Linked DNA regions of Mus musculus: all the other regions are linked to region 1. A link is a loop called in an ENCODE intact Hi-C map of the cell type or tissue named here. Cell type or tissue: gastrocnemius. All regions are shown on one strand. Each heading gives the region's core, and the rest is flanking DNA. Links, peaks and the distances in the headings are about the cores only. Region 1 overlaps Cdc14a (CDC14 cell division cycle 14A). Region 2 holds the start of Mfsd14a (major facilitator superfamily domain containing 14A). Region 3 holds the start of Lrrc39 (leucine rich repeat containing 39).

Region 1 (7,434 bases), core at 860-5,859:
GGATCCATGTGTTAAATTTGACGGTCGCTTCATAGTATATACATAATTTTAATCAATCATATGTGTAGCATAAACATATGCATGTCCAATAAAAATATTAGTATTTCAAAGTAAAGTTAAGAGAGTAACTTTTGGTAGACCCTTTCTTGACAGTGGGGGGAGACAATCTCCACGTGTCCTGGCATGTCCCCCAGCAAGCAAGCATTCTTGTTACTGATCTACTCTTGGCCGGTCATCCAAAGTGACCACGGGAATTTGGGTCACTGAAAACCTTGCCTTGCAGCCCAGGGGTTAAGAGGACTAATTTCCTAACACACCAGTTACCACCAATCACTCATTCAGGATTCACCCATTCAGGGTTCGCCAGCTGCTGGCAGATTCCTGGCAGCCCAGGCAAGTGAAGTGACCTCATTCACAGGGATCACGTGCTCCGGAGTATGACCCCGAGGGGATCACGTGCTCTGGAGAAAGAATGACCCCGAGGGATCATGTGCTCCGGAGTATGACCCCGAGGGGATCACGTGCTCTGGAGAAAGAATGACCCCGAGGGATCATGTGCTCCGGAGTATGACCCCGAGGGGATCACGTGCTCTGGAGAAAGAATGACACCCCCCCCCCCAGATCACGTGCTCCGGAGTGAACCAGAGGGTCTCCATACTATGCTCTTGGCTGCACCCCTGCTCACCCTGTCATTTTTAAAAATTTTCTCTCAGCTCCAAGCCAGGCTTCCAACTCAGTCTTTGTAATTCTGGGTCCACCTACTACTCCATGCAGACTACCCTTCTAGCATACTTCCGTTTGCTCTCAAAGTAGGAGAGATGGCAAGACAACCAAAGGAAACCTTTCTTCCCGTCTGTCAGCACTTCAGCCAGAGCTCCCATCTCGGCTTGGCATGCCTTGAACCGGCCAGATGTCTTCCCTGACAGCAGAGTCTCTGGTGCATTCCCTTCAGAGCCCTGAGGACCAGCAGAGGCTCTTCCTCCACGGGCCTCCGTCCTCCCAACTCCCCTTTGTTTCTTTCATCCCTCAGCCTCAAAGGAACCCACTACCTTCTCCATCGCCCTCTGCATCCTTCGTTGCTGTCTTTCTTCTTAGTCTCACTGTAGCAAACTCCCTGTACTAAATTTCCTCTGAATGCCTAACATCAAGAACTCTGATGACAGATGCTGTTGGAGACGTGTGGAAAGTGGAACTTTTATTCAATGTAGGTGGGGTGCAAGCTAGTACAGCCATTGTGGAAATCCTCATGGAGATTACTCAAAACATTAAAAACAAATGGACCGTAGGACTTAGCGTACCACTCACTATATCCAAAGGACTCCTATCACAAAGATACCTACACATCCATATTTATTGCTGCCCTATTTACAATAGAAAGGATTTAGAGCCACCCTAGATGTCCATGAACAGAGTGGATAATGAAAATGTGGAACCAATTCACAATGGGATGTTACTCAGCTGTAAAGAAAATGGAATTTCCAGGGGGGAAAAATGGATGAATCTGGGATGTATAATACTAAGTGAGGTGTCCCAATCTCAGAAAGACAAAAATCCATATGTTCTCTTTCATCTGTGGATCCTGGCTTGTAATATATACATGTATGTATGGAAATGGATGTCGTTACAAATAAAGCCTAGAAAACTAGGAAAGCAAGAGAGGGTGAAAAAGAGGTGCTAGTGATAAAAAAGCAGAGCAAGGAGGGACTGACATGAAAGTCAGAATCACCAGGGGAGGTAACAAGAGAGGGCTGGGGTACCGGGCCATGGGAGGGATGATGGAGGGCTGGGCATCAGCAATGGGAGGGATGATGGAGTGGGAGGGATGATGGAGGGCTGGGCATCAGCAGTGGGAGGGATGATGGAGTGGGAGGGATGATGGAGGGCTGGGCATCAGCAGTGGGAGGGATGATGGAGGGCTGGGTACCAGCAGTGGGAGGGTTGATGGGGAGGAGACTCTACTTAAACACACTTCTTTCAAAAATAGCACAATAATATCTAAGACTGTGTGTGCTCATTTAAAAAGATTAAATAAATAAATTTTTTAATGAGTAAATAAAAATTCCTTGTGGCTGGAATCCCTGGCCATGGTCCTGCTCTCCTATGTAAACCCTGCAGATACATTGTTTCTTCACCATTTCTAGTTCTCCAGCCTTCTCTTGCCATTAGTGAGCTACCCCACACAGTCAATAGATGCCGTTCACTTAGCATGGTATCAGGACATTGATATAATGATGATGACAGTAATAATACCTAATTTTATTGATCACTTGCTATGTCCCCAGGCGCCAAAGTACTCTATCTGGATTATCTCACTAAACCACACAGTTACAGAATAACTAGTGCCTGGATAGCTTACCATGCACACATAGCTAGCCAGCGTTTACACCCTGTAAGTCACACTCTAGCACCTGTGTGGGTGATTGTTTCAGGTAAGGCTCAATCAACGCCATTCCATTTATCAGGACACCAAGTAAGAGAACAGGACAAGCTTTTTTATTAGAAAGAAAGAAAGAAAGAGAGAGAGAGAGAGAAAGAGAGAGAGAGAGAGAGAAGGAGGGAGGGAGGGAGGGAGGGAGGGAGGGAGGGAGGGAGGGAGGGAGGGAAGGAGAGAGGGAGGGGGGACTTTGAATTAATTAAAACCAAGAAAAATCATCCAAACGTGTGGCAATGTCACTGTCATGTTGTGAGGGACTGGTTAGTCTTTTAATATCAATCCACCCAGGGTTGATTGGTCGCTCACCCAACCCTTACCGAATCTTGCCACTAGATGGAGACATGACATCAGTGAAGCACAGGACCCAGAGGTGCTAAAGAACAGGCTAAGGAAACAATTTCAGAGCTAAGAGACTTCAATTCATCGTTTCCCAGACTTCCCTTTAAAGTTGGGAAAGTGGGGGAAAGCTGAGGGAAATGACTGTTCTAGGTATGATAATAAGGTAGCCAGAACATTGGGATAAAAAGACAATTGTGTAGCTGCTGAGGGACCTGCCACCTTGAGGCCCTTCATCCATGTCTCTAATCCTATCCTCACTAGCTGCCCAAGACGTGGGTCTGTCCCCTCATTGGGCTATACAAGGGAACTAATGCTTCCAGAAGGAAGGACGCTCACAGCAGGTTCCACAACCAGTAAGGGATGGGGAGCCAGGCCTCCACCTGCCTACAACGCTGCGCTTATTAAATGGACAAACAAACACTTTGAATATCTGGAATTCTGTCTCAAGCTACCCTCCAACTGCGGCTCCAGGGACTCTGATGGCCTCTTGTGACCTCTGTAGGGGATGTGCTCTGTGTACACACCACCCATGACATACCTTCCCACACACACATATACACATAATTAAAAATAAAATAAACCTGCTTTAAAAAAATAAAATATAATAGAAGTTTAGCATTTAACACACAAATTAATACTGTTCAATTTTGAAAATTATGAACAAATATTCCTCAAAGGATATTAGCCAAGGAAGTGAATTATATATGGAAATACATTATGGAGAATGTAATGAAAATGAACTACAATAGATGTTTACGTGACACAGGAAAAAATGACCTACCATTCTCAATCTTGCTTTTAGGATGCGGTCCACTGAACGCTAAAAACTTTCCTGGAACGATCCAGTTGAAGTCTCCGTTTTCAACTCGCTGGCAGAATTTTGTGAAAAAAGGAAAGAAAAATAGTTTATAGTGTTTCTACAGTTTAAGAAGTCCTTACAAATAACGTGTCACACCGTCAGTACTAGATTAATGGGACTTACATAAGGGGAAACTAATATATAATAATAGATATAAAAAAACACTATAGTATCACCTCATTTAAGAAAAGTTTCTACTCAGATGATAAAAAATACAGACTGTATGAAAGGTTGTTTGTCTGAAAGTAAACTTGTCAGTCTGCAATGAAATTTTATTCCAGGAAAAAAAAAAAGCACAAAAAACAAAAACAATAGGTCGAGGTAAGGGAAAATATAAGGACTCTCATGAACATAGCAAGGAGGCTTTAAATAGTGAAAAAACTATAACTATCTGGGTCACAATAAACACAATCGCTTTTATTCTTCTTGTTGTTGTCGTTGTTGTTGGGAGTAATTATGCCTACAATCAATGCTGCTTTAAAGACTGACAAAGGGCAGGAAGGAGGGACGAGACACCATAAACCTCTCGGCCACAGTCGCCTGCAGAGGGCGCCAAGCCCAAACAAAGGCAAAAAAAAAAAAAAAAAAAAAGGCAGGCGCTTCTAGCCCTGGCTAACTGGTGACCCTGGGAAGCTGACTTAACTAGGTCTGACCTTCCAAATGGACTTTTCAATGAAATCTTTCTTTGACTGTTGACTATCTTTAAATAAGTTTTTAAACCCTATGAACCCAAATAAAATGTATCTGCTGGCTGACTGATGAATACTTGTCAACCTTTGGTCAGCAAACTCAATGTGCTCATCAGCAAAGGCCTACAGGCCAAGAAATGGCTCGCCTTCCCACACTCCAGCACCTCCTCCATCCTCAGTGGCTTCCCTGTCCTTGTGCTACTAACCCATCCGGACTAGGACATGGATTGGTGAAACCCAAGACTTTGCCAGTGACCAGGGGGCTCCTATGTAATACATTAGAAAATATTCACACCCCCACACCCAACTCCACCCCTGGCCCAAGTCTCCATCTACATCAGGAAAGCAGCACGTTTCTGTGTAAAGAACACTTCCTCTGGCGTGGCGGCCTCCACGGTAGGCATCTAAGCCAATTAGAGCTTGGACTCTTTGGCAAGTACAAAATAAATATGTATCAAATACGCTAGAACATCAAGGCAATCAGAGCCACTACCTCACTTATGTTATCCACTGTCACTTCCATGAAAACCAAAACCTGACTGGCCAATTTATATTCCTAAAACATAATAACATCTCTCCAATCGTTAAAAAAAAAAAAAAGTATTTTAAAAAAGCTTTATATGGCATCTTGAATGTGTATCCACTATAGTAACCCAAAGATAAAAAACAAAATCACTCTACAACACCCTATAAATCTTGGAGATGCATAAGCAGATGTGTAGCTATCTCTTTATAACAATTGCTAAGGGATTAAACAATTTGTTTAAATAAAAGTCTAAATGAATGATCTACTTTAGAAAGTGAAGAATAAACATGAGCTTCAATTATCAAAAGACAAAAGCATGCCCTGATCAATAGTGGAAGACAGTGGCTTTCTGTGTCCACTATTTCTGTATTCTTGGCCACTAAGGAGGACAGATGAATTTATTGAATATATTTATACCTGTTCATTTTGATTATAGTTATCTGCTTGGTTAAATAGTAACCTTTTATAATCGATCATGTGAATAGAGACAGTGAGATAAATTCACTCACAGAATCAACAGAATTGTGTTGGTAAACCTTCCTACCTAAAATGGTGAACACTGGGGAACACCTGGCTCTATTTGGCAGCCTAGGAAACGTTGCTAAAGTTAAACAATGAGAGCTTAGATTTAAATTTGAAAGAAAGGTCACAGCTTTTAACTGACCTAATACATAAAAGATTGCTCCGGTAATGTTCCAGAACAAGGATCTATCTGTATGTTGCAAGATACTTGATCATGTTGTAAACCCCAAGACTGTGTTATTTACTGAAAAGATCTGTTTCTAGTTGTGGTGGGGCTCAGCCCTTAGCACACACCTTTAATACCAAACGATGATGGTAAAGTTAGTTTGTAATTAAGAAGTGCCCATGTTTGAAAGTGATATCTAATGGTGTGGCAGACAATAGAGAATCAGAGAGAGATTTGACAGAAGAGGATAAGCCCAACTCTTGGGAAAAGAGAGAGGAAATGAAAGCTATGAAAGAACAGGTGCAGACAGAAGGAGGAGGCAGCTTTACTGGGACGGTTTTACAGAGATTGGCTGAAAAGAGAACAAGCTAGACACAGGTCAAAACAAAATGAGCCAGAGAATGAGAAGGAGCCAGAAGATTAGAACAGATTGCCCAAGTCATTTTGAGGCCAAGCGGAGCGATTCAGGAGAGGCCAAGAGAAGAGCAAAATCGAATCTGTCAACTTGAAGAGGCATTTGAGCCAGAACTGCTGAGTTGAGCCAGCTAGCCAGAATTCAGAAAGAACTAGGAAGGGGTGAGCTTATTCAACAGTAATTCTCAGAGGCTGAAAACATTCTAGATTAGATTGTCCAGAGGCTAGAAATTTCCAGGACTAGGCCTAAGTTAGCAGACAGAGGTAGTAAGCCTCAGAGATGACAATTGCATCAGGCAACTAAAAGTTACTTTATATCTGTGCCCCTTTCCCGGTGATTTCTACAATTCTAACATGCCAATGACAGAATATTTAAAATGACACAAATCTGTTGTCCTAATTAAACTTCAAAGAATCCAGATCAGGCAGGAACTTCAGGTACTTTCTAACCCTACCACATTTTGTAAAAAAAAAAAAAAAAAAACCACGTAAGCAGGCATGAGACGTGAACATTGATTTAGCCCCGGCTGAGGTAAAGCTCCCTACCCATCAGATACCAGTTAGAAAGCCGCACGTGACCTACACTGTAAGATAGACGTCTCATTCCTGCGATGGGTGTGTTTAGATACTGTAACGCACCATACTTTAAGATTCTCCACTTCAGATTTCCCTTGAACAGCCAAGTTGCTGTTCCTAGAATGGAATCTGACTGGAAAGTATCAGTTTCTATACTCGCAGAGAATATATTTATGTCTGTGGTGTACTGATCACAGAAGCACAAACATTTGGACTTTTGCCGTTATCATAGGTCCACAGTGAACACAGAAAGCCCCTGGGGCTGATGGCAAGACTATCAATAAAAGCTGTCTAGGCTGGCAATATGTGTTTTCCATCACTCTACACGATTTCCCAGGAAACAAGTCAAGAACTATAACTTTAGGCTGGAGAGATGACTCAGCAGATAAGAACACTGGCTGCTCTTCCAGAGGACCTGGGTTCAAATCCCAGCACCCACATGGCAGCTCACAACTCTCGGTAACTCCAGTTCCGGGGGATTCAACACCCTCACACAGACACACATGCAGGCAAAAACATCAATGCACATAAAAAAAATAATAAATAAACCTTAAAAAAAAAAAAGACTGTGACTTGTTGCTATGCACAAAATAATAAAAGGGATTCTCAGTGCTTTTATTTGGGATTGACAAACATCAGTTATGATGAAGGCAAACAGGAACTACATCCCCACTCTGCAGAACAGTACCCTATGTAGCTCATTTCATTCCCAAAGTAAGCCTAAGAGGAAAGAGCTGCGACCTTTTTCATTAAGGAAAAACTGCACCACATTTGCCGTAAACCATCCAAAATACTCATCAGCCAGAAGGCCGGCAGAAAGAATGCTTCAAAAACTAAGACAAAAACTTCAATGTCTTTTCAAAAATTCATTTTAAAGATGTTTTGGCATTTTCCTTAACCTCTGAATCA
Region 2 (7,434 bases), core at 1,278-6,277, 330 kb after region 1:
ACATAGTGTAAATATTAAATATATCTCCCCTTAGCTTAATAAGCTTAGGTAAGTACTTTTAAAATTCAAGGGGAGAATAAAATCTGCCAGAAAAATATAACAAAAAAATTTTGCAAACAACTTTAGAGTGAACTTATCTGGCTAAAAACTCCTAATACACACTGAGTACTGTGGCTCACCCATAAAGTGCTTGCTTAGCATTTGTGAAAACCCGGGCTTGTATTTCCAGCAACCTCAACAAAACTCCTCATGCCTACCATCACACAAGTTAATCTGATTTACCTTTGTTCTACACTACTTAAAGCTGCAACAAATTCGCCTTATCCAGGCCTCAGTGCAGACTGAATACAACTTCAAGGGAAAATAAATAAATTAGTAGCATACGCTGAGGGTGCGAGTTCACGGCAGACAGAGCACTTGCCTAGCACGTGCGAGGCACGGCACGGCACGCACACCCATTCAGAAGCTTCATTCACTCTCAGCTGACAACTGAACCTACTCTAATTCTGCCAAATCACCAGCAAGTATCGGTTTCAACAAGATTCAAATTGGTTGAACAAACTAGGAACATTAACCCTAAAAAACAATAAAGAGACTCAGATCACTCATTGATCAACTGTATCAAATACTGTTCAAAGACTGCCACAGGATCCAACGGTATGTCGTCTTTAAAGGCTCGAATTGTAACGTCAGTAACAATATCTCCACAACGATCTACAACACAACACACAAGAGGAAACCAGTCAATTTTTCCCTTAACAAAGGGGGTGGGTTGGAGTGGTGAAGACTGGAGAAATGCCCAGGAGTAAAGCTCACCTGCCACCAGCTCTTTCACAGGACCCTAGTTTGATTTCTGGGACCCATATGGCAGCTAACAACCAACCATAACTCCAGTTCCAGGGGATCTGATGCCCTCTTCTCTTCAGCACTCACATGGTGAGACATATATGCAGGCAAAACATCCATACATGTGAAATCAAAGCAATGTTCACAAGAGTAGTCTAATTTATATACGTAGACAGGCAGAAAAGCAGTGTCACCTTAAACCAAACACTCTCTCTCTCTCTCTCTCTCTCTCTCTCTCACACACACACACACACACACACACACACAAGCTATCCATCCATCTACCCACCCATATACTAGAGGCCCAGTGGGATTCAATGATGACAAGAGATAGTACCGGTGTGCTTAAGAATGGAAACTGCCGGTACTATTAAAAGCATGGTGGCGCACGCCTTTAATCCCGGCACTTGGGAGGCAGATCTCTGAGTTCGAAGCCAGCCTGGTCTACAGAGTGAGTTCCAGGACAGCCAGGGCTACACAGAGAAACCCTGTCCTGAAAAAAAAACAAAACAAAACAAAAGAATGGAAACTGGAGGAGTGGCTTAGCCATTCTGGCTGAGCTGCACTTGTGGCTCTTGCAGAGTACTGTTTCTCAGCTCTCACACGGCAGCTCAAACCCAGAGGACGGAATTCCCTCTTCTGACCTCCTCAGACACCAGGCAATCATGCTGAACGCATACATACATTTAGGCAAAAACACTTGTGTGTGCGATTGCTCACAGCTCTCCACATGTGTGTGTGTACATCTTTGTTTTGTTTTTGAGACAGGGTTTCTTTGTGGAGTCTTGGCTGAACGGAGTTTACTCGGTAGACCAGGCTGGCCTTGAACTCACAGAGCTCCACCTGCCTCTGCCTCCCGAGTGCTGGAATGACCACCTGGCTCATAAATAATCTTAAAAAAAAAAAAAGGCAGAATGAAAAGGAAAGTGAGGCAGAGTAAGATGGGAAAGGACGATGTTCTTAAGACCTGACTTTCAAGGAAAGTTTTCATTGATTTAGTGTGCCACCAAGACATTTTTACTAGTAAAAAGTATTTTGTGTACTAAAGCAAGCTAGAAATTTGCTATATCTTTATAAATAGCAAAAAGACTTAAACAAACAGAACCTCTTCTCGCCAGGCATGGCAGCACACACACCTATAATCCCAGCACTTGGGAAGCACAAGTAGGAGGGTCCTAAGTCTGAAGTCTTTCTGAACGACCTGAGATCTGTCCTCAGACACAAAGCAAAATCCCAACAACAACAAAAACATGTATCTCTTCTCAAAGTCAGAATTTGGAATGACTCTTCTGGAGGCTGACATGAGCTCTAAGTTTGATCCCTACTATCTCATCAAAAAAATATTTTACAGAGCAAACCAGACAAAAATCCAAACATTATAAAAGGTCTGCTCCTGCCGGGTATGGTGACGCACGCCGTTAATCCCAGCACTCGGGAGTCAGAGGCAGGCGTATTTCTGAGTTCGAGGCCAGCCTGGTCTACAAAGTGAGTTCCAGGACAGCCAGGGCTATACAGAGAAACCCTGTCTCGAAAAACCAAAAAAAAAAAAAAAAAAAAAAAAAAAGGTCTGCTCCTTAATTATCTTGCTTCTTGTCTTTTGCAAAGATTGGTCTTAAATAGCACCTGGTTTTTGAAAATATGCTTCGTTATAAGTTTCTCTCTCTAAACCTGACAACGATATTCTTTCCTCCCAGTATAGCTCCTACTAACTTGGTCAAGACAGCTAATGAGAATTCATCAAAGTAATACTTTGATCAGGTACAGTAAGAAAATCTGGAAAGCTCTGAACCCTCTTTTTTCACTAAAAGTCAAAGCTATGACAACTAATAAATCTGACAGTTAACTGAACATATTCCGAAATCGTTCCATATGTCCCAAGCTTTCTAAATGATGGCAGTTGGACTAGGCCATGTTCTCAAATGTCAAAAGAAAGTTGTCATTTATTTCAAACTGATTTCAGCAAATCCTCCGCGGTGGCCTACTTACATATTTAGTGCTTTGCTAGCATTGATCAAGGCTCCATTAAACTACAAACAAATGGAAAGAAACAATGTCTGCAACTTCACCACAGAGACACATCTTACTTTTCCATTCTATTTCGGAACGCGATACCAAAGGAGTCAGCAAAGATCAGAGTGTAACGCTACAAACACACAGCACAACAAAAGTGTACGTTTGTTTTCCAATGACAAATCCTATATCGACGTCTGGTAGCACACTGCACAGTGCATAAAGTTTTCTGCGAGTAACGACTGTCTAAAAGGCACATTTTTAGCCTCAGTCCGCCTGCCAGAATCTGTCTCCGATCCTCACGCCATGACCAATTCTAAAGACTTATTTTGAGGCACAAGGTGAAGATTTCTCTAACGGAGAGGGCCCCAGGGAAGGTCAGGCTTCCGACGCCGGGAGAGGGGACGAGCCCACTCCCCGACAAGGTAGCCGAACAGCTCCAAGCCGCTGCTCCGGCTCCCGGCGACCGCGATGGGACAACGCACGTACCCTGGCCCAGCGGGCCGCGGCGGCGGCCACCCGCCACAGCATACGGAGCGCAAGGCTGCCCAGCCTCCCCGCGCGCCGCGCTGGGCCTGGCGAGGCTGCGGAGGGGCCGCCGCCTCCTCCCCGAGGCCGGGCGCACGTGGGCCGAGGCCGCAGGCTCCGAGACGCAGTGCCCCGCCGGAGGTACCAGCAGCGTCCAGGGGAGCCAGGCCGCGGAGGCCGCAGGCCGAGACCGCGGCAGCGCCGGCGGCACGGAAGGGCAGGGCGCTCTCGGCCCAGCGAAGGCGGAAGCGGGGGGAAGAGCGAGCCGGGCCCGCACCCGGGCCGTCCTGCGGCGCGGAACCAGCAGCACTCACCGTGCCTCCGTCCTTAATGATGATCTTTTTGGCCAGCATGATACTGCGGTTCGCGGCCCGTTTCTTTTTCTTCCCCTGGGTCATTTTACCATCCTCGACTCCCGGCGCTGCAGCAGCCACTCAGGGGGCGGGCGGCCCCAGCGGCGAGTGCGGTCCCGCCACTACTGCCGGGCCGAGCCGCTCAGGGCGCACGCCGCCATCTTGAGGGCCCGGCCTGCCTCGGGCGGCGCGTCACATCGTGCGATCGGCTGAGTCGCTCGCCACGCCCCCGTGACGCAGCCACGCCCCCGCAGTGCGGGCACGCCCCTCCAACCCTGCAATAGCGGAGGACTGGGAGGTGCCGCGGGAGCGGGTGGAGCCAGGTGCTTTGGCTGCCTAGCTTTTGCCCTCTAAGGCGCTGAGCGATGGCTATTTTAACAGTTTTTCCTTCACAGATGAACTCAAGTTCCGAAAAGTTTTTACCTACTCAAATCTGACAAATAGTTTCTCAGATGCTCAGGCGTCCCAGGCTAATAGCATCCGCATCAAATGCATCCCCACCAAAACAGAATTGAAGGGGACAACGGGAAAGTTTTCCAGGAATGGTCAGTAGCAGGTAGAGGAGTTTTAGCTGTTGATCTGATGCCCAGCTAGGTCATGCTGGCTTACATACCCCCACGTACCAGTACATTCTCTCCCAGTGTAAACTAGATGCCATACTTTATAGGCTTTTAAAAATTGGTTTGACTAGAAGACTGGTAGAAAGAGCAGACAGGTGGAATATGAAATGTGATATTAACAGTACTGACATTTACTTTGAGGCAGCACATTATGTAGACCAGGCTGGCCTCAAACTGAGAGATCTCCCTGACTACCTCCCATATTGTGATCAAAGTCATGTGCCACCATGTCTAGCAAAGTCTTCATTTTGGTAACTGTTGGAAAACTTTCCTTTAAATATACCTTCAGTGCTAGGTATGAACGAGCACAACACATGCTTTCCCCCATCAAACTGTTCGATAAAGGGGAACTGGAAACAAACCAAACTGTGGCAACAGCGATCCTGGATGTGGTGGCTCTAAGTAAGATAAATGTTCCCAAACTCAGTGATATTCCTCCCTGGGAGAAGTGGAAGGGGCTCCCTCCCTCTCCTGGCTTGTGGCCTGGTTAGTGATGGATGACCTTGTTTTAACAGGGCAAAGCAGAAATGACAGCACTGACTTTAGAGGAGAGGTCATAAAAGGTACTGTATGTTTTTGCTAGGCTCTTCATTTACTCCAGTCAGGGGTTGCCGATTGTTATGCCATAATACCAGAGGAACTATGGAGAGGTGCTGCCGTTGAGCTGAAATCTCCTTCAAAGCTTTGTGGATTATCTTGGAACGAGATCCTCTATGCCTGGTCAAGCCTTGAGCTGACTGCAAACTTTATGAGACCTTCAGCTATGAATACCCAGCTTAGCCACATTACTGGGATGGGGCTGTAGCTGGTTCTTTTGGAGTGCTTTTCCTGTAAGCATAGGGCTGCGGATTCTATCACCAACAATCAGTGAACCCAGCATAGAAGTGGATGCCTAGATCCTGGCATGAAGGAGAATCAGGAATTCAAGGACAAATCTGAGAGCAGCCTGGGTGTGGGTGGATTCTTCAGGCCACTGAACATCAGGCTATTTATTACATGGCCTAAGTAACTATTAGACAAGGTAAAGGAGAAAGCAGGGGGCACACATGTGAGGGTTACTGTAGCTTTTCTGTAAATTTCAAAATAAAATGTTAAAAATAAACCTGGTTGGATGTTCTGTTTCTTCTACTTGCATGCTGACAAGAAATGGAAAATAAGCCAGTTTTCATGGATGGGGAAAGAAAAGCATCTTGGGTGGTAAGGATTTTCATCATACTTACTTTAAAAATAAAATTCTCATATAGAAACTTCCTTGAAGTCCAACTTCAAGCTGTTGAGAGTGGGAGAAACTTCATAACTAAATCCCGAGATCATATTTTGCATGGGTGTAGAGGATTAAGAAGGTTGTTCTAAGGTAGGCGTGGTGGTGCATATCTTCGGTCCTGGCATTTGTGTTGTAGAGACAGTGTGACCAGGAGTTCAAGGCCAGCCTCTACAGCAAATTCAAGGTTAGCCCCAGGCTACATGAAAACCAGACTGAGCTGGGCGTGGTGGCGCACGCCTTTAATCCCAGCACTTGGGAGTCAGAGGCAGGCGGATTTCTGAGTTCGAGGCCAGCCTGGACTACAGAGTGAGGTCCAGGACAGCCAGGGCTATACAGAGAAACCCTGTCCCGAAAAACCAAAAACAAAATAAAATGAAAGACTGGAAAAAAATACTATGTGGTTACTCCAACTTTTTATGACCTCCAAAAATCATACTTCAGCTATATCAAAGTTACTTTTAAAATATGATTGGTTATTGTCAGTTATTCAAGCTATTTGAATACCTACAATAGTGCTCACCGGTTCTTTTTAAGACTAGGATTTAAAAAATAGTGTGTATGCTCCCATTAAATAGAAATAACATACCCAAAAAGATCTGACAGGGTAGAACAAGGATGTCAGTGTTCAAATCCTTGAGTGTCAGTGAATTTACTTAGGCACATGGACAATTAGGTGAGAGCCAAAGCATGAAAATAGTTTAAACAAGTTAGCAAATGAGCCCCAAAGCAAAGTAGGTATCAAGGTGATCACTGAATACACAGAGCTCAGAAAAAGCCTTACAGAACAGAGAACACGATCGTGCAGGAAAAGCAGCACTGTAAACGTAGTGACACATATGCTTGCCTTTCAGAAAGAAACCGAGCTATAACCTGGTGGAAATTACTCCCCACAGAAGGCACTTGCCAATGGAGTGGGACAAACATAGGAACTATGCAGACTTCTTTGTGAACTGTAATGTTTCACTTACATAGTTTTTAAGTTTTGAGTTTGGTAAAAAAAAAAAAAAGGCGAATTCAATAATAAAAGCTTACATTTATAAAACTAGATACAAAGGCCGGGTGTGCTGGCTCACGCCTTTAATCCTAGCACTCAGAAGGCAGAGGCAGGCGGATTTCTGAGTTTGAGGCCAGCCTGGTCTACAAAGTGAGTTTCAGGTAAGCCAGAGCTATACAGAGAAACCCTGTCTCGAAAAACCAAAAAAAAAAAAAAAAAAATCATAAAACTGGATACAAATACAAATAAAAACTAATGAGCCTATTTCTGTTGCACTAATAACCATGCAGAGAAGACCTGAATTCCATTTTGTTTTTTTCTGAGACATGGTCACACCACGTAGGACTGGCTGGCCTGGAACTCACAAAGATCATTCTGCCTCTGCCTCCTGAATCCTGGAACCAAAAGGGTGTGCCAGACGGCGAGAGGGGGAGGGAAAGGACTGTGGGAGTAGTGGGCGAGCAGTGAGTAGGATGTAAAGTGAGTAAGTAAAAAAAAGTGCATGTTGTCATGCCTGGCCTTACTTTAAGCACACTAACTTTTAAATACATGTTCTTTGAATGTACATCTTTAGTGGACAGGCTACATTCTAATAATAAACAAAATGCAAATGAACTTTTAATTTTACACAGTGTGTTTGTCATTAGAATATTGGTATTGCAGCATTTAGATTCATAATAAAACACAAGTATTATATTAGGAGTCAAACTGTTTCACTGTAAGAAGACAGAGAACACAAACCATGACATCAAAGTTTAAGGCCTGCATCAGCTTCTCTAAAAGCTAGGAATGAACACAAGGAAACACCCCACAAACTGA
Region 3 (7,434 bases), core at 1,095-6,094, 230 kb after region 1:
CTATTGGATGGATCACAGGGTCTCCAATGGAGGAGCTAGAGAAAGTACCCAAGGAGCTAAAGGGAACTGCAACCCTATAGGTGGAACAACAATATGAACTAACCAGTACCCCGGAGCTCTTTTCTCTAGCTGCATATGTATCAAATGATGGCCTAGTCGGCCATCACTAGAAAGAGAGGCCCATTGGTCATACAAACTTTATATGTCCCAGTACAGGGGAACGCCAGGGCCAAGAAGTGGGAGTGGGTGGGTAGGGAAGTGGGGGTGGGAGGAGGTCATGGGGGACTTTTGGGATAGCATTGGAAATGTAAATGAGGAAAATACCTAATAAAAATATTAAAAAGAAAAAAAAGATACAATTTGCAAAACACATGAAACTCAAGAAGAACGAAGGCCAAAGTGTGGACACTTTGCCCCTTCTTAGAATTGGGAACAAAACACCCATGGAAGGAGTTACTGGAGCTGAGACAAAAAGATGGACCATCTAGAGACTGCCATACCTGGGGATCCATCTCACAATCAGCCTCCAAATGCTGACACCATTGAATACACTAGCAAGATTTTGCTGAAAGGACCCAGATATAGCTGTCTCTTGTGAGACTATGCTGGGGCCTAGCAAACACAGAAGTGGATGCTCACAGTCAGCTATTGGATGGAACACAGGGCCCCCAGTGGAGGAGCTAGAGAAAGTACCCAAGGAGCTAAAGAGATCTGCAACCCTATAGGTGGAACAACAATATGAACTAACCAGTACCCCCCGGAGGTCGTGTCTCTAGCTGCATATGTATCAGAAGATGGCCTAGTTGGCCGTCAGTGGAAAGAGAGGCCCATTGGTCTTGCAAACTTTATATGCCTCAGTACAGGGGAAAGCCAGGGCAAGAAGTGGGAGTGGGTGGGTAGGGGAGTGGAGGGGGGGAGGTATAGGGGACTTTTGGGATAGCATTGGAAATGTAAATGAAGAAAATACCTAATTAAAATAAAATAAAGGGGAAAAAAAGAAATTTAGCCCTGAGTCTAAGGTAATTAAGATGAAATTTAAATGTATTGAATTTTATCAGGAGACATTAAATGGCTGATAATAAAGAGCAAAACTCACTTGTCACACACACACACAAAAAAAAATACCCTCACTGTATCATTTCTCATACAGTTTGTGCATATTACAAATGATCATAAAAGCCGGGCCTGTAGGCTTGCACCCACGGTCCTAGCTGGGTAGAAGGCGGAGGGAGACGAATCTTTTTTGAGCTCTAGAACTTCAGATCAACCAGAGCAATGCAGAAAGACTGTCACCTGAAAAATCAAATCAAATCAAATCAAATCAAATCAAATCAAATCAAATCAAATCAAATCAAATCGGGTCTGGAGAGATGGCTCAGCTGTTAATATCTGTTGCTCTGACGACAAAACAAGGTTGCTTTCCCGACCACCCACGGGATGGCTCATATCCGATCTGTAGCTCCAGTTCCAGAAAATCAGGTGCCATCTTCTGACCTCTCTGGGCACCGCAGACATATCCGCAGGTGACACACTCATACACATGAAATAAACCCTTGGAGAAAGAAAAAAAGGAGAAGATGGTTGATTTTTTTCAAACTGATCATAAGATTTTCTCAAAAGCTGGGCCAATACCAGAAAACAGTGTTGCATAATTCACACTAATTTCTTGGGAAAGATTAATTATTTCCATAGAACTGAAAGTGGCCCACCAATATGAAGCAGAATAAACACCTCCTTTTAATTTGTTGTGCACTTGATACCTCATTCAACATACGGGGAAGGTCTGGGATGTAGCTCAGTTGACGGTGCTTGCCCAGATTGCATGGAATCACCATGTAAAACCCAGCATGCCCTTAGCCCTAGCACCCCGGCTGATGCAGGAGGATCAGATGGAAGGTAAGTGTTGAAGACAATATGGAAACACTTATTCTCTGGTAGGAAGTGTGCTTTAGGATAGCCCTCAGAAAACAATCTGGGGATAAATATCTCAGTCTCTCTGTCTCTGTCTCCAGGGTCTCATGTAGACTAGGTTGGTCTTTATGGAGAAAACTCGATGAAACCCATTATTTTTGTAGAAACAATATATGCTAACAGAACATGATATTATAGAGTTCTGAAGAGCTGTGGGTGTGGCTCAGTGGTAGAGTGCATATCAAGCATACGGCAAGATCCTGTGTTCTAGCACAGCACTAAAGCATTGTGTATGCGTCTGTGTGTAGACATAACATAAAAATTAGATAGTTTTGAAAGATCCTGACAGAGTGTAAAAGGTCACAGAAGCCCTGCAACTGGCAAAATAGATTTCATTGTCAGTAGAAATAGCTTCACTGATTTAGAAAAATAGAGGTGCACAATGCTCTGGCTGCTCCTTGAACCCGTGTGTCTGCCAATGTTCTGACCGTTCCTTGAACCCAGGTGTGTGCCCACTGCTGCACCTCACTGCCAGGTGTTTATGATATTGGTTGCTATATTGGTTGCTGGGATAGAGTCGGAAAATCTCCCCAGCAACCACAGTCGGGGCCAATCCGTAGTTGCTGCACCTTCATTAGACTCTTTCCTTGTTTCCCTCCCATACCCATTTCTTTTTTTTTTTTTTTTTTTTTTTTTTTGGGCAGGACCTAGGTTTATTTCAGTCTATGAAAAACTAAAATTCAAAGAAAATTAAATCTTGCTTAAGGGAACATTGTAAAGTAACAATTCTTGATATCACGTGCCTCTTATGATCCATCTGAAAACCATAGAGAATTACATTGTTTTGTGTGTCACTGTTCCAAGAGACAAAACAAATTTAAACAGCTAAACCATCTTAAAAATGCACCAAGCTTATGAAGTCTCAAACAAAACTTTAATTTCCTGTACATACTCCTGTCAGATGAAGTTATTTCCTGTACACCACTTTTGCAAACTGATCTTCTATTTCCTTTCATTTGACCTAGATCAGCTACGAGACCTAGAGAAGGATCGAGACGGCTTGTGATTTCTCTCACGAGACAGAGACCTTTCTCTTCTCCTATCTCTAGAAAGTGACCTGCTCCGGCTTCGGGAAAAGCTTCTCCTTCTTGGGGATCTGCGCCGAGGTGGAGGACTCCTCCTGCGGTAATCATCTCGAGGACGACGACCCCAAGAGGGAGGCGGCCCACGATTCCGACTTCTCTTTTCATCATTCGACAGTTCCACTCTTACACGGCAGCCACACAGTGTTCTTCCATCTAGTTCCCGGACAGCATCAGCAGCATCTCGGGGATCCTCAAATTCGACGAAAGCAAAGCCAGGAGGGTTTCGAGCAACCCACACACTTCTGAGTGGTCCATAATAGCCAAAAGCCCGTTCTAATTCAGTCTTGTTTCCATTATTTCCAAGATTACCTACATAAACCTTACAATCCAAGGGACAGGAATCACGATGCATTTCGAGATCCTGGGTTCAAAAGGCCCAAGCTCAAATCCTAACGCTCCGACAGGCCCACCCGCTTCCCTCTGGCTCTGCTCCTACAGATTCTCGGTCCCGCGGCGTCACGAAATGGCCCCCATACCCATTTCTTGAGGAATCAATCATTTTAGAATAGACATTGTTTAGATCTGGAAATCCCCTACTCTCCCCCTTCTCCTTTCCCCCCTGAGGGCCTATAAAACCTGGGACCCCTGTCCCCTCGGGGTTGACTCCTCTACCCCTGCGTGAGATATGAGTCGTCCCCAGAGCTCTGGTTTTCCCGAATAAAGCCTCCTGTGGTTTGCATCAAGTTTGGTCTCTCATGAGTTCTTGGGGGTCCACTATTATCCCGAGACTTGAGTGAGGGACTCCCTTCGGAGGTCTTTCAGTTTTACCTCTTATATTTTATCTGTGTACAGATGTGTACAGATTTTTAAAAGCTAAGAGTATAATTGTCTTTTTTGGTGTGAGAGGTTTCAAGACACTGTTTCTCTGTGTAGCTTTGGCTGTCCTAGAACTAGCTCTGTAGACCAGGCTGGTCTCAAACTCAAAGAGATCTGCCTGTGTCTGCTTCCCTGGAGTGCCGGAATTAAAAGTGTGTTCCACTACCACCTGGCTGTATGTATAATTCTTAAGAACATGGAATTAGGTCCTGTCTGTGGGAGCTGAGAGTTAAAAATGGAAAGTTAATTAAGTCTGAAGTCCTAGGCTTGAGAGTGTACCTGATAGCAGAAGGAGGTGGACTGGACAGGGCTTCAGTCAACCATTTCTCCCTGAAACTGAAGCTTAGGTGCAGCACAAATTGCGGTTCCTCGCCACACCTTCCCTATTCATTCATCTGAAGCACTGGGGCTTTTACTTCAAGGTAGTGAGGGGCTTTGTCCTGTTGCACATCAGTGTATTTTGAAGTTGCTTTGCTTCCAACAGATCCACTATGTTCTGTTAAGTATGTAAGATCTGTAAGTCATGAAAAGTGGACGGACTTTTAGAAAGAATTCTTTTCTGGCACTTAGAAATTGTTCTCCCTCCAAGAGGCCGGAGAGATGGTGCAGTGCTTAAGAGCACTTGCTCCTGCAGGAGACCCAGGGTCATTTCCCAGCATCCATGTGATAGCACACAACCATCCATCACTCCAGTTCCAGGAGACCCAACAAGTTCTTCTGGCCTGCAGGGCACTGCATGCATGTGGCACACAGCCATACATGCACACAAAACACCCCCCCCACACACACACAGTTAAAAAATTTAAATTAATTTAAAAAGAAATGGTTCTCCCAGAGACTTTCCTGGTGTTTGTAGGAACACACTCATGTACATTATCAGAGACTTCCCTGGTTTCTGTAGGAACACACTCACATACATTATCAGAGACTTCCCTGGTGTCTGTAGGAACACACTCACGTACATTATCAGAGACTTCCCTGGTGTCTGTAGGAACGCACTCACGTACATTATCAGTTGAACCTTTGCACAGAAGCCCCACGTGACTCTTGCTATTCTCAGCCTTGTCCAGGAGCTAAAATTAGAAGTAGGCTGACATGACTTTTCACTTGGTCACAGCCCGACAGAGTTTTAGTCATTTGGAGCCACACTGGGGGAAAAAAAAATCACCTTGGATCTGATTCTAGCTGAGAATCAGGGAGCTCTGGGCATGTTGGCTGCAGCAACCCCCTATGGTAAGTGCTTTTCCGAAACAATTTTCCTCCGTTCCTTCTGCTTAAAGAAATTACAGGTGACGATCTCACTGAAAAAGTTTATCAGCTGATCACAGATATAACTTCTGAGCCTTGTAAGGGGGCTGTGGTCACTTACCTAGCCGTCGTCCTCTGGGACACAGGAGATAGGCTTCCTGAAAGTTAGAGTTTAAGGTTGTGTTTCTTCAGTTGTTTAACTTTTGAAAGCAGCTGCCCCACCGTGTCATTGACACACTTAGCTCGCTGCTGTGCTGTGTGCCTTTCCTTCACAAAGGAGCTAGATGCAGAAATGCCTTGTTACAAACTTGTTTTTTTTCTGAAGCAAATCTGTCATGTTAAGGAAATTAGTATTAGAGATGACCAATATTTAATGTCAAGCAATGAAATAAGTTAACAAATGAGAGTTTATATAAAGATAATGCAATACGGAGATAGCTTGCATTCATGAAATATTTTAATTGTATATGGTTGAAAGTATTTAGTACATACATCAGCTTTATTAACATCTGATACAATAAATTCTAGGTGACATGTCCAGGCAGTAAGGTCCCCAGTACATGTTCTTCAAGGCTCCTCCTTCCACCTCCCACTCTCTTCTCTTATTTGTCCATTCTTTCCTGACTTCCTTTCTTTCCTTTTTTATCCTTCCTTCCTTCCTTCCTTCTTTCCTATTTTGGTAAGGTGTTGTGGTGTACCTAAGCTGCTCTCAAACGTACCATCCTCCTGCATCAGCCCATCAACAGACATATACTATTATGCCTGATCCCAAGGTCTCTTGACTGCAGAAAGATCTCACACTCAGCTCCTGTCTGTGGGCTCCGCGCACTCTGCTCACATCCCTCTCTAAGTAATACTCTGCATATTGTAGATGACAAAGCAACCCAAAGTTTTCTTCTGACAGCTCTTTTCGGGTTCCTTTTCTGACTGCCTCCATGAGCCTCAAATAATTTTAATTCTAATTCTACAATTTAGACATGATTAGCCAAACGTCCTGGGCCAAATGAAGGTATCCATGAAAAAGCAAAATTCCATGATGCATTCATTTTATTATTATTATTACTAATTATTATACTATTTTGAAAAATCATTGTTGGGGGACACTTGTTCATAGTGAGCAGGAATGTCTATACCTCGTATATCACCTATGCTCTTTGAAAGTAGTTACAACCAACTCACAGTTCCACCAATGCAAAGCACTGGGGGAATCCTCTCACCCAAACTTTCACCAATAGTTGGTAGAGTCAGTCTAGTACAATTGGCCATTTTGATGAGGTATGTATAGATAGTTTACTATGGTTTAATCTATAGAATCTTAAGGCTAAGTACAGTCTGTGGGTTTTTGTTTTGTTTTGTTTTGTTTTGTTTTGTTTTGTTTTGTTTTTGCCATTTGGATTTCCTGGGCTTTTCCTACCTTGCTGGTTTTACTTGGTTGCCTCTTTTTCTTCCTTCTTATTAAATGTTAGATGCAAACAACGGGTTTCTCCACAACATCGTGATGCACACGTGGAGCACACGCTGGTCACAGCCACATTTCCTGTGGCCTCTGCTACTGTACTCTCTGTCTTCTGCACAAGCCGTCTCCTGTTTCCTAAAAGTTCTCCTACTCTTTCTCATAAAAATGCAAAACAGTTATCTACTTACTTTGTTATTTCTAAAACATAGGTATTCCTGTGTACATTGCTGTGGAATTGTATACCACAGATGTATTTCTGTGTGCATTTCTGTGGAATTGTATACCACATATGTATTTCTGTGAAATTGTATACCACATGTGTGTGGATGCCTTTGGAGGTCAGGAGAAGGCATCAGATCCCCATGAACTGGAGATAGGCAGTGGGAACGTCAGGATATGGATGCTGGGAACCAAGCCTCAGTCCCCAGGAGAGGAGCAAACGCTCTTAGTTATGGAGCTGTCTCTCCAGCCATCTTAAAACAAAACAAAACCAGGCTTAATTGATTTCCTTGTAGGAAGCCTTATGTTGTAGACACAGCTGGGGCCTGGGGCCTCTGCATGCTGTCAGGCTGGTGGCAACCACCTTTACCTGTGGAGCCATCTTGAGGGCCCCAGACTTGCCTAATGTATCGTAGCTTAATTACTTTCCCATAGCTGGATGCAAGTCTGGTTGCAGGTTTTCATTATCATGGACGACATGGTAACAAAGGAAGCGGATTGGACAGCAGTTCCTGTTCCAACCATGTGTGCTCCCTTGAGGGTTAGCTTCCTCATATGAATACTAAAGGCAACAAAAATACTCACATCATAGTTTACATGGGTTTAAAATAAGGTATGGGCTGTGGGGGCACACACCTT

Evidence for each region. Hi-C counts contacts between places; a loop is a spot of excess contacts. Peaks named below come from ENCODE experiments on the same cell type or tissue, not always from the same donor. Only the 100,000 strongest peaks of a DNase experiment are listed, where the experiment ranks them.
Region 2: a loop joins it to region 1, with 2.9 times the contacts of the local background. A loop is called at or near these places in 1 of 42 quality-filtered maps.
Region 3: it touches region 1 in a loop (2.8-fold over the local background); 12 of 42 quality-filtered maps call a loop at or near these places.

The regions. Positions count from the first base shown.
Region 1 is chr3:116,329,241-116,336,674 of GRCm38, forward strand. Cdc14a (CDC14 cell division cycle 14A) reads right to left here. Exons shown (of 16, transcript NM_001080818.2): 8 at 3,555-3,642. Among named protein-coding and RNA genes, the nearest start is that of Gm46839, 75 kb to the left of the region's middle. In gastrocnemius, for the core only: CTCF peaks have their summits at 2,766 (motif pointing right) and 4,169 (motif pointing right); DNase peaks (open chromatin) are centred at 947, 2,762 and 4,174; H3K27ac peaks cover 244 bases.
Region 2 is chr3:116,658,697-116,666,130 of GRCm38, forward strand. It overlaps Mfsd14a (major facilitator superfamily domain containing 14A), which reads right to left and starts at 3,981. Exons shown (of 12, transcript NM_008246.2): 1 at 3,699-3,981. The coding sequence starts at 3,782. In gastrocnemius, for the core only: no CTCF peak of the experiment used is centred there; a DNase peak (open chromatin) is centred at 3,971; H3K4me3 peaks cover 2,891 bases; H3K27ac peaks cover 2,957 bases.
Region 3 is chr3:116,558,019-116,565,452 of GRCm38, forward strand. It overlaps Lrrc39 (leucine rich repeat containing 39), which reads left to right and starts at 4,965. Exons shown (of 9, transcript NM_175413.4): 1 at 4,965-5,105. It also overlaps the pseudogene Gm9761. In gastrocnemius, for the core only: no CTCF peak of the experiment used is centred there; a DNase peak (open chromatin) is centred at 3,489; H3K4me3 peaks cover 1,918 bases; H3K27ac peaks cover 2,443 bases.